3 separate regions of the Homo sapiens genome follow, and regions 2 and 3 are each linked to region 1. Evidence: chromatin contacts called from ENCODE Hi-C or POLR2A ChIA-PET data. All regions are on one chromosome and are shown on one strand. Each heading gives the region's core, a stretch centred on a gene start or an enhancer-like site at or near the end of the contact. The rest is flanking DNA. Distances are from core to core; before and after follow the strand shown. Region 1 overlaps ITPR1 (inositol 1,4,5-trisphosphate receptor type 1). Region 2 overlaps ITPR1 (inositol 1,4,5-trisphosphate receptor type 1). Region 3 overlaps ITPR1 (inositol 1,4,5-trisphosphate receptor type 1).

Region 1 (3,534 bases), core at 309-2,808:
GGCTGCTTATCTAAAATGACAGTACTGCCAAACAAGGAAGTAACCGTGTAGCCATTAAAAATGAGGATAGAGGCCAGGTACGGTGGCTCACGCCTGTAATCCTAGCACTTTGGAAGGCTGAGGCGGGCAGATCACCTGAAGTCAGGGGTTCAACACCAGCCTGGCCAACATGGCCAAACCCCGTTTCTACTAAAAATACCCCCAAAAATTAGCCAGGTGTGGTGGTGCATGCCTGTAATCCCAGCTACTCAGGAAGCTGAGGCAGGAGAATCACTTGAACCCAGGAGGTGGAGGTTGCAGTGAGCCAAGATCGCACCACTGTACTCCAGCCTGGGCAACAAGAAAGGGAAGTGAATAGCACACTCCTGTTGATACTTTAAAATGTGGAGACACAGGAACAGAATAGGGGGTAGGAGAGTAGGGAAAACATCAAAATAAAACCCAAGGTTATCTTTGAGGAACACAATTTACGAATCACATCAATTAATATTTTTTTGCTTTTCCTACTCACAGATTTTGGAATACTCCTCCTAAAATACAAGTGTGTAGTTTCTTCAAAAACACCTTCATCATGTCTCTGTGTCAGGTACTCTGAATTTTTTAAAGTCATGCCATGGCTCATGTCTGTAATCCTGGCACTTTGGGAGGCCGAGGTGGGTGGATTGCTTCAGCTCAGGAGTTCAAGACCAGCCTGGGCAATGTGGCAAAACCCCAACTCTTCAAAAAATACAAAAATTAGCCAGGCATGGTGGTGTGTGCCTGTGGTCCCAGCTACTGGGCAGGGAGGTGGGAGGATCACTTAAGCTCAGGAGGCTGAGGCTGCAGTGAGCCGGGAACATGTCACTGCACACCAGCGTGGGTGATAGAGTGGTGAGACTGTCTCAAAAAAAAAAGAAAAAGGCATCTTAAATGTGTTACCTTTTCATTACTTTAAAATCCTGATAATTTAAATATCTATTACTCTTTTCCCTTGAATAATGGGTTGCGGGCTGTTTTTAATTTCTAAGGGGAAAAAAAACACTCTATGAAATGGTTCCACCACTATTATTCACCATGTTCCCTAAGCAACATCAAGGTCTGCCCCATCATAGCCACCTGTTATTTTATTTCAGCAACAGAGAAACTATTATCGAATGACAATAGAAAGGTGACTGAAACAGTAAGGAAAGGTTATTTTGTTAAAGTCAACAAGCTCTGAATCATGTAATGCGATATTGAAGCAAGGCTTCTAAAAACAAGCAATGTAGTACCCAGACAATAAGGACCTGTCACTCCTCTAGCTCTTCCTAGCTGGTCAAAGCTGTGACTTAAGTAATCATTTCTCAGAACAAAACAATGTAGGTGCTTGTTTCAAGGTAACAGCTATGCTGCTGTCAGAAAACAGTAGTAATGGCCTTTAGAAGAAATTTATGTGATTTGCGGATGGGAAGAAGCTCATTTTGTCAAGAGACCCTTAGGAAAACATGACCAAGAGAGTCAAAATCCAGTTATTCCTGCAGAAGGAAAAAGCATAGACAGTATCCAGCCACTAGATGTCACTCTCCTTCAAAGTGCTGTTGATGTTGCTCATCCTAGTCAAAAGGAAGTCAAGTGGTCTAGACAACTAATTCCTTAAATGGCATTAATTTAAAATAGTCTGACTTCTGATTGGGGTGCTGCATAGTAGTTGAGAAAAATAAAAATGAAAACCCACTGGAGACTGGCCATCAGTTCCAAAGGCAAAGTGGCTGTCCAAAATACAACATCGTATTGGCTGGTGGGAATGTAAATTGAATGAAATATGTAGATAACTTTAAGACACTAGGGGGAAAAGTTCCAGCTAAGTAGGAAAGTAGGAACTGCAGAAAGTGAAGCACAAAGTCAACATTCAAGACCTGAGGCCGGGCCCAGTGGCTCATGCCTGTAATGTCAGCACTTTGGCAGGCCAAGGCAGGTGGATCATGAGTTCAGGAGATCGAGACCATCCTGGCCAAAATGGTGAAACCTCGTCTCTACTAAATACAAACAATTAGCCGGGCGTGGTGACGCACCCCTGAAGTCCCAGCTACTCAGGACGCTAAGGCAGGGAAATCGCTTGAACCCGGGAGGTGGAGGTTGCAGTGAGCTGAGATCGTGCCACTACACTCCAGCCTGGCAATAGAGCAAGACCCCATCTCAAAAAAAAAAAAAAAAAAAAAAAAAAAAGACCTGAAAGTCACATCAGTAATCTTAAATCAGGGAAAAGAACTGGCTTCCTTTTTTATTTTTTAAAAACATAAACAGCATGAGAGAGATTTCTGTTTTTCTCTTTTTTCTTTTTAATAAGGAGTTGACCATTTTTGATCACCTTATGATTGAACTTTTTTCAACCATGCTGTTTTCTTCACAGTTCATTCATAGGAAGGAGTGTCGAAAGGACTTGCTGATGAAACATAACATATAGAGCACAGGTTGCAAATGGGGCTGAAGAACCACATCCAGCCTGAGCCATTTCTTTTGGTGTTGAGTGTATATTTCAAGCCTTAATTGAATTAGTTCCCAACATCTTTTTAAAATTGAGATACTACACTAAAAGCATGGATTTTTATCTTCTCTTAAAAAGTGGAAGACGTGGCAGCAGCTCTCAGCCCACATTCCCAAGCAGTGACAGTAGGGAAGTAGAGCTGCCCCTCCAGACCCACCCATGGGACTCTCCACTTGGCAACACTACCCACCAAGCCCACTTTATTCCTGTTGATTTCCCGTATGGCCAAGAGGAATCTGAATTTACAACCCCTGTGGTAAAAAGTATAGGAGAGGAAAGAGTTGGAGATGTATTAATAAGATCTCACTGAACAAAATGATCTTTATACCAGAAAAGCAAAGTGAGGACAACTAAAGACACATAGACCCTCCAGAAAGATAGCCCCCTATGGGCATATGCACTAAATATACATACATGCAGGACTGACCAACCTTCCCCACCTATTCAACTAGATTCCCATGTTCCCAGCACAGACTTTGAGGAGATTATGGATTGCTGCAGTGACTGGAAGAGGGTGCTACTGATGTTCAGTGGACAGGAGCTAGGGATGCTGGGTAAAGTGAACGCATGTTACAATCCTATGCAAGGATGAACCATCATTTATCCCATACAATTGTATGTCCAGCTGGATATTCACATAAGTTAAAAAGTTATCTGTCGGCTGGGCGCAGTAGTCCATGCCTATAATCCTAGCACTCTGGGAGGCTAAGGCAGGAGGATCGTTTGAGCTCAGGTTGTCAAGGCTGCAGTGAGCCATGATGGCATCACTGCATTCCAGCCTGGGGGTATCTGTAATTACCTGAACCTAGCACCCCACTCCATTTTACATATCAACAGAAATCACAGCTTTCCATGGTTTTATTAATACTATTAATAAATTTTCCAAACGTGCAAGTACTACTTAAGAAAGAAAAGAGTGTACTTTGCATTATTCATAATATAATTAAGAACTGCTGATTATTTTGGAAAAAGATACGATCATAATCCCAAAAGGCACAACAATCCTGAATGCCATAATCCCAAATGTTAAA
Region 2 (3,534 bases), core at 375-2,874, 110 kb after region 1:
ATAGCATGCAAGGTGGCTGAAGTCGCGAGACACAGCAAGGGGCTGTTGCATTCAACTAAGGGTAGCTGAGGAGCTGACTTTGTGCCAGGTGAATATGAGCCAGGCCCTTGCTCTTTGGGAGCTCAAGGCTAGTGCAGGAGCCTTAAGAACAAACTGATAAGGAGAATATAATCTAAGGGCTGTAAGAGAAGGAAGAAAAAAAAATACAGCCAGAAGCGAACTGTGCCTGAGGTCATCTGAGAAGCTGCAGACAGAGGAAGTTCTAATGGAACTACTGGAAGATTCGAAATAGATGTTGGAGGCTAGAGGGGAGCGTTTCCAGGTGGAAAGAACCATGAGCACAAACTCATGAAGATATGAAAGGACTGTGGAGCATCAAAAGCAACTAGTGGGGAAAGTACAAAAAATTACAAATAAATAAGCTCACATTACATAAAGACTCAGTATTTAAAGTCCTGACTGCTAAGTCTAACTTGCACAATTCTTTTAGAAGAACCACTTAAAAATATATTTTTGAACAGATGAGGGAACTGAGACTCTGAGAAGTTACACAACTTGTCCAAGCTCCTAAAACTGGTACTGATAGAACTGGCTAATCTTCCAAGTGACCACAGAACTTGCAGTTGTTCCCAGCTAACACACCATGGTTTTCCAGGGTTCCTCCATTCATCTGTGCTGCCTCCTCTCATCCCAAATGCAAGGTACCATTAAATATTCAGCCTTGACCCTTACTGTTCTATTCTCCAAGATTCCCTTTTGCCTCCTCAAGTCCTGCCTGTCTTTCAGGACTCAGGGTAAGAGCCCCACCTTCTCCACAAAGCCCCCCCGACCAAGCTTCTCCTGCGCCAGACACTCTCTGCCTCTCCTTCTCTGTCCTCCCAACCTCACTGACTGAGACTCCAAAGGGGCACCAGGCTACCAGCTCCATGAAGGCCAGAAGATGCCCAAGGCTGGCAGCTCAGTATCTATTTGGTGGGTAAATCAAAGTGTCCATGGTACCCCACCAGCAGTTTGCCTCCTTCAGCTTCATGACACAAGACTTCACTGTATAAACAAGAAGAACAGTGTAGCCAATGGCCTGAGTTCTCATGTAAAAATCAAGAGCAGAATATACATATATAAAACCACCACCTTAAGCTCCTGTAAGTATAGTAATGCCCCCAGAGCTAACATAATGCTTGACAGGGTGGGCTCAGAATCCAAGGTAGGGCTAGGTTAATAAATCATCAAGCCATGGCCAGGCATGGTGGCTCACACCTGTAATCCCAGCACTTTGGGAGGCCGAGACAGGCGGATCACGAGGTCAAGAGATTGAGACCATTCTGGCCAACATGGCAAAATCCTGTCACTACTAGAAATTCAAAAATTAGCTGGGCGTGGTGGCAGGCGCCTGTAGTCCCAGCTACATGGGAGGCTGAGGCAGATGAATTGCTTGAACCCAGGAGGTGGAGGGTGCAGTGAGCCAAGATCGTGCCACTGCACTCCAGCCTGGCGACAGAGTGAGACTCCATCTCAAGAAAAAAAAAAATAAATAAATCATCAAGTTCTCAAATGGGGAGGAAGTGGTAAGAGGAGCCCCAGTCAAGCTCAGATGACAAATGAATTGTAGATGGCACTCTGCCACCTACTAGCGGCATGATCATGACTGTGGCATTTTACCCCTACCGGTCTCAGTTTTTTCATCTGTAAAATGAAAGTTGGTCTCAGGGATTCTTAACGAGGGGGATGTTCATCAGACTTATTGTTTCCAAATATACTGACGCCAGGACTCTGTCAACCCAGCTTACTAAAGCTGTGCTGTAGGATGAGGCCCAAGAATCCTGCCCGTCTTGTTTTTATAAAGAGACAGGGTTCTTGCTATATTGCCCAGGCTGGTCTTAAAAGCTGGTCTTGAGCTCCTGGTCTCAAAGGATCCTCCCATCTCAGCCTCCCAAGTAGCTGGGATTACAGGCGTTAGCTACCGCACCAAGCTGAACCTTTATTTTTAACAAGCTAAAAAGGCAATTCAGAAGCATGCCACTGAGTAGTGTGCACACACACACACTTGCCCTCCAAGATCCTATTGGAGTTCTCAAGTTCAACCAGTAGATGAAGCCATTTGGAGGTAACCACCATCTATATAAATGGGATGGGGCTGGAGTGCTACACAGTGAGTCCCATAACGACTGGCACTCACTCACCGTAGTCCACAACAGGTCCCCCATAAATATTAAAAACAGGAAGGGTTGTCAAACTTTCTTTCCAACCCCATTTTTACACTGCTATCCTCAAATATGTGCAAGCAACTGAGAAAATAAAGTATTCATCTCAAGAAAGTATTAGCAACCCAAAGTTCAAAAAGAAGCCCTCCTCACTTTAAAAGGGCAGGAGGGACTCATCATTAATTTGTTTACAATGTTTGAGGAAAACACTTAAAAAGCACTTCATATGATTTTAAAGAAGAGATGCCCTGGAAGAGAAAGAAGGTACTAAGATCCCGGGGGCTCAGGAGGCACCTGGGTGACTGGGAAATCAAGACCCCCAGGGGAAACATGGGAATAGAGTGGGTTGAGGTTTAACCAGGCATCCAGATAGGGGCTGTGCACAGTCAAGGAGGAGGGAGAGCTGCGGGCAGACAAGGAAGCTGGAAAGAGAGAAGCTGGCCTGCAGAGAGCAACTGCTGGCAGCCCTAGCCTTGGAGTCTGGAATTTTCTGAGCTGTGAAATCTTGGGCAAGTGACTTTGCCTCTCTGAAGCTCAAAAGTTTTGCCTCCACAAACAGCAATGATGACAATGTTCACCATAGACAGTTGTGTGAGGATTAAGGAAGATGTAGGCACAGTATTTAGCATAGTGCCTAGCACACAGCAAATACCCACTGGGCTCATTTAGTGCTTTTCATTTATTACTGTTGCTGTCATTACTGAAAAGAAGAAGAGGGTAAAAGAGTCAACCATAGACGATGAAAACAGGAAGGAGCCAACCATGAAGAAAGGAGGGAGAGTCAGAGGCAGGGCAGAAGGAGGCCTCTTTGCCAAAAGCCACAGAAGATAAATTGTTAAGGGTAGGTCCATAATGGAGAGAGGTCAAATGTAGAAAGTCACTGGATCTGGTGATCAGGCAGCCATGGATGACTTCTTTTTCACTGGATGACATTTGAAACAAAATCTCTCTACAGTGGGAGCACAAGTCTAATTGAGCTATAATTCTGTATCTATAATAATTTGCTCCCTGAGTGTGGAGTAACCTGCATGAGAGCCTAGGAATACTCATTCTGCACAAATACCAGGAAACAAGCATGCTTTAAATAATAGCTATAATTGAAAGGAAGGTCTGGCTGCTGTAAAAATGAGGTTCTTGGAGAAGCTGCTGGTCTTCCTTCCCCCAATTTATTTGAGTCCAGCTCTTGCCAAATTCAACAATGCCGCCCCGGGGCCTCACTACTCCTTTCTACACAAAGACAATATAGACCATTCGTAACTATTTTGGAGTTAACCATCTTGATTCTCCATTCTGCCTCTGTCTGCCTTTGGGACTATTTCACCTCTCATTTCCT
Region 3 (3,534 bases), core at 741-3,240, 82 kb after region 1:
GGCACGCGCTTGTAGTCCCAGCTACTCAGGAGGCTGAGGTGGGAGGACTGCTTAAGCCCAGGAGGTAGAGGTTACATTGAGCTGAAATCGTACCACTGTACTTCAGCCTGGGTGACACAGCAAGACCCTCCCTCAAAACAAAATAATAATAACAATAGCAAGAACAAACTTCAAATGTCTTAGTCAATCAAAGACTTCAAAATCTGGTACCAATAAACCACTTAAGCCTCAACCTCACACACCCTGTCTATCTGTCAAAAAAATCATAGCTGGAGTCTGCCCATCTGTGTCTTTGGTCCTGTAATTCACTGTAGAAAAATGTCCCACCCCTCTATCCCAACCCTCACTCCATTCATGTTTAATGCCCGCCCATCCTTTGTTGCCCGGCTTAATATGCCTTCTCCGTAAGTTTTTCTACTCATGACATCACCTCCCACCACAATAAACTTCATCTGTGGTCCCATGGCACTTTAAAACAGCACCTCATCTATTCTTTATAGTGCACTCATTCAACATGCTTTTGTGATGAAAGACACATCTGTTTTCTGACAGATGTTTCACTTTGTGTTGGGGATGCTGGGGTCAACGAGAAAGTCCCTACCCACAATCTAGCAGCGGAGTTAGGCATAAAATAAATCATTACTGTCACATTGTGAAATATATATTTGGTCTTTGACCCTGTTTCCTGGCATACAACCCCTAAAATCCTCAGAAATGCCAAAGTGATGTCTTTTGCATGCTAATGAGTTGACTGGTAGCTGGCAGCCCCCAGGCAGCTTCTAGATGGAGCTGGTCACCAGAAAAAAACAAGGCAGGATTAGAGGGTCCAGCTTTCAGCCCAGAAAGAGGAGAGGGAAGAGAGGCTGAAGGTTAAGTTGATCACCAATGGCCAATGATTTAATCAATCATGCTTACATAATGAAGCTTCCATAAAAACCCAAAAGGACCAGCTTCAGATAACTGAACATGTGGAGGCAGACAAGATGGTGAACAAGAACTCATCCACCCACTGGGAGGATAGTGGGCCCCAACTCCATAGGAACAGAAGCTCCTACACTCAAGACCCTTCCAGACCTCACCCTGTGTATCTCCTCCTCTGGTTATCTGTATCCTTTGTAATATCCTTTATAATAAATGGGTAAACATGCTTCCCTGAGTTGTGTGAGCCACTCTAGCAAATTAATCCAACCCAAAGAGGTGGTCATAGGAATCCAAACTTAAAGCCAGTCAGTCAGACGTTCCAGAGGCCCAGACTGGTGTGTCAGGTGGGAGGTGGGGCATTCTTGGGGGCTGAGCCTCCAATCTGTGGGATCTAATACTATCACCAGTTAAACATTAAAATAGAAGATACCCAGCTGTTGTCTGCTGCAGAATTGATTGCTTGCTTGGTGATGGGGAGAATTTCCCCCACCCCGTTTGTCACAGAAATCTGTGTTGACTGCTGTTGAGTGAGAGACTAGAAAAAGCACTTTGAGTTTGTTTTTTTCCACAATCAGAATTATCCAAATAATTTCTGCATTAGAACTGTGATAAGCATCCTAAACAAAACAGATAAAAATACAAATGGGATTACTTCTGCTATCCTGAGACCTAGATTAAAGACAAGCCTGTTTCACATGGAACCTCCAGAGCATATGTAATAAATGTTCGTTAGAGTCAATCAAATTATCTTTTCTATTAAAAGTTAACTCATTTGAGAGTAGGGACCTTGCCTCAGACAGCAGAGATGTAGTCAAAAAATAAGATACGACTGGTTGCAGCTATTGCTTGTTGACTTACCAGCTATATAACTTAAGCCGACTTCTCTGATTTCAGATTCTTCATGTGAATAAGAGAATAAGCCTTTAGAAACTGTTAAAAGTACTATATACATGGAGTATTATCTGTATCTAGCCCACTACAATTAACACATGCTGTAAATATAGTGAGGGTTTGGCAGATGTTTGCTGAATGAACATTAAGTCCCTGGCCAAGGCCAGGGGTGAGCTCTGTTGTGACCTTGATTCATGAGCAAGAACCAACGTCAGCCCTGAAACAGCTACTCAACCCTTTATAATTAAAACATGGAATAATCTCTCTAGATAAGAAGCATGGACACTTCTTGGCAACGCTGAGAGATTAGAAAGATCTGTTCTCATAAAAAACCCTGTATGCTGAAGCTATCAGAAGACAGTATTTTCATAAGGACACATTTCTGAATCGCTTCATGATTTCACATCTCAATCTCAGCACCAAAAGTGAGGGCCAGTAGAATAACTCATCCCATAAATACGGTGATACTGCTATGATTCTAACACCATCTCTTCATTCCCATTATTTTTGCCTTCTAGACTCCAGATGGTCTTTTTTGTTGTTGTTACAAGCAGACCAAGACAAGAATAAGAGCAACAAAACACATGTTGCAGAAAAGGCACTTCCCTGAAGCCCTGCCTTGGCCTCCAAACCTCCACTATGAGATGCCGCAGCTGGTATCTTCTCTTCCAAGTTGCTGTCCCCTCAAATACATACACATGAGCACTTCAGCTACATCTGCTCTGTGGGGAGGGGAAGATAGCTCTATGTGAGATGTAAACACAAAGGCAGGCAGCACTATTCTATTCTCAGTCCTCTTCCTCTTCACCAACCATTTTTGTTCCTAGTGGAGTCATCTCAATCTTCAACAAGTTAGTGTTTCTTTTCTTTCTTTTTTTTTTTTTAAAGACAGGGTCTGCCTCTGTCACCCAAGCTGGAGTACAGTAGCATGATCATAGCTCACTGCAGCCTCTACTTCCTGGGCTTGGGCTTGAATGAGCCTCCTGCCTTAGCCTCCCTAGTAGCTGGGACTACATGTGTGTACCACTATGCCTCGCTAACTTTTTAATTTTTTGTAGAGACAGGATCTCACTATGTTGCCCAGGCTGGTTTCAAACCCCTAGTTTCAAGCAGTCCTCCTACCTCTCAGTGTTTCTTCTTTTTTTTACTTCTTTCAGCCCATGCTGGAAAAGTCTGCCATTTGTCCCATGAACGAAATCTAACTTGGAGATAACTGGCCTAATTATGCTCTCAGGGAATTTCTATTTTTCATGTAACAGTTTAGGGATATTTATTATGTCCCAGGCATGAGGATAACAATAGTCTGCAATCATTTATTATGGACCAGGCACTACATGATTTTCATGAAGCACGCAATAAAATCACTGTCACGACCCCGTTAGGTAGATGGCAGCGCGTCTGTGGGTTGGACGGTCACCAAGCGCTCTGGCAGCGGACTGGTCAATGCCCATTTGCTGTCACCTGTGCCTACAGTGTTTCTGCTGTGAGATGGGGAAGCTTGCTGTGGCCCTTGAGTCTAAACAGCACATGTGCTGGAAATCCCCAACATGGCCCTGCTCAGAGAGATCTGGGGTCTCAGAGAACTTTTAATAGCCAGAAATTAACCCCACCGAGAATAGCTTTCTGGCATGCGCCAAGCTGTTAGCAGACAACTTGCTAATAATGACAGGGGAATGTTAAAACTATAGAGAAAGAGACTGAAAGCACAGGAAATCCTGCAGA

Evidence for each region. Hi-C counts contacts between places; a loop is a spot of excess contacts on that map. ChIA-PET counts read pairs that join two places held with the same protein, here RNA polymerase II (POLR2A). Pooled maps may share reads with other maps.
Region 2: a loop to region 1 is called in a map of B cell, with 7 times the contacts of the local background. The contact joins two enhancer-like sites. A Hi-C loop is called at or near these places in 14 of 168 maps with a recorded cell type or tissue (B cell, CD4-positive, alpha-beta T cell, CD4-positive, alpha-beta memory T cell and 8 more), 15 of 37 single-sample maps with no recorded cell type and 18 of 50 pooled maps. POLR2A ChIA-PET finds 5 or more read pairs at or near these places in 4 of 52 experiments (CD8-positive, alpha-beta T cell, GM12878, OCI-LY7 and 1 more).
Region 3: a loop to region 1 is called in a pooled map, with 2.2 times the contacts of the local background. The contact joins two enhancer-like sites. A Hi-C loop is called at or near these places in 1 of 50 pooled maps. POLR2A ChIA-PET finds 5 or more read pairs at or near these places in 5 of 52 experiments (A549, HEK293, activated CD4-positive, alpha-beta T cell and 2 more).

The regions. Positions count from the first base shown.
Region 1 is chr3:4,631,580-4,635,113 of GRCh38, reverse strand. The region is part of intron 5 of ITPR1 (inositol 1,4,5-trisphosphate receptor type 1); the gene reads right to left. Among named protein-coding and RNA genes, the nearest start is that of EGOT, 120 kb to the left of the region's middle. Within about 2 kb of position 1,558, at least 3 of the 41 ENCODE cell types and tissues checked have a DNase peak (open chromatin) inside an H3K27ac peak, as active enhancers do; they include B cell, where a contact is called at or near this core.
Region 2 is chr3:4,517,226-4,520,759 of GRCh38, reverse strand. All of the region lies in intron 3 of ITPR1 (inositol 1,4,5-trisphosphate receptor type 1), which reads right to left. Among named protein-coding and RNA genes, the nearest start is that of ITPR1, 26 kb to the right of the region's middle. Within about 2 kb of position 1,624, at least 7 of the 41 ENCODE cell types and tissues checked have a DNase peak (open chromatin) inside an H3K27ac peak, as active enhancers do; they include B cell, where a contact is called at or near this core.
Region 3 is chr3:4,550,049-4,553,582 of GRCh38, reverse strand. The region is part of intron 4 of ITPR1 (inositol 1,4,5-trisphosphate receptor type 1); the gene reads right to left. Among named protein-coding and RNA genes, the nearest start is that of ITPR1, 58 kb to the right of the region's middle. Within about 2 kb of position 1,990, at least 9 of the 41 ENCODE cell types and tissues checked have a DNase peak (open chromatin) inside an H3K27ac peak, as active enhancers do.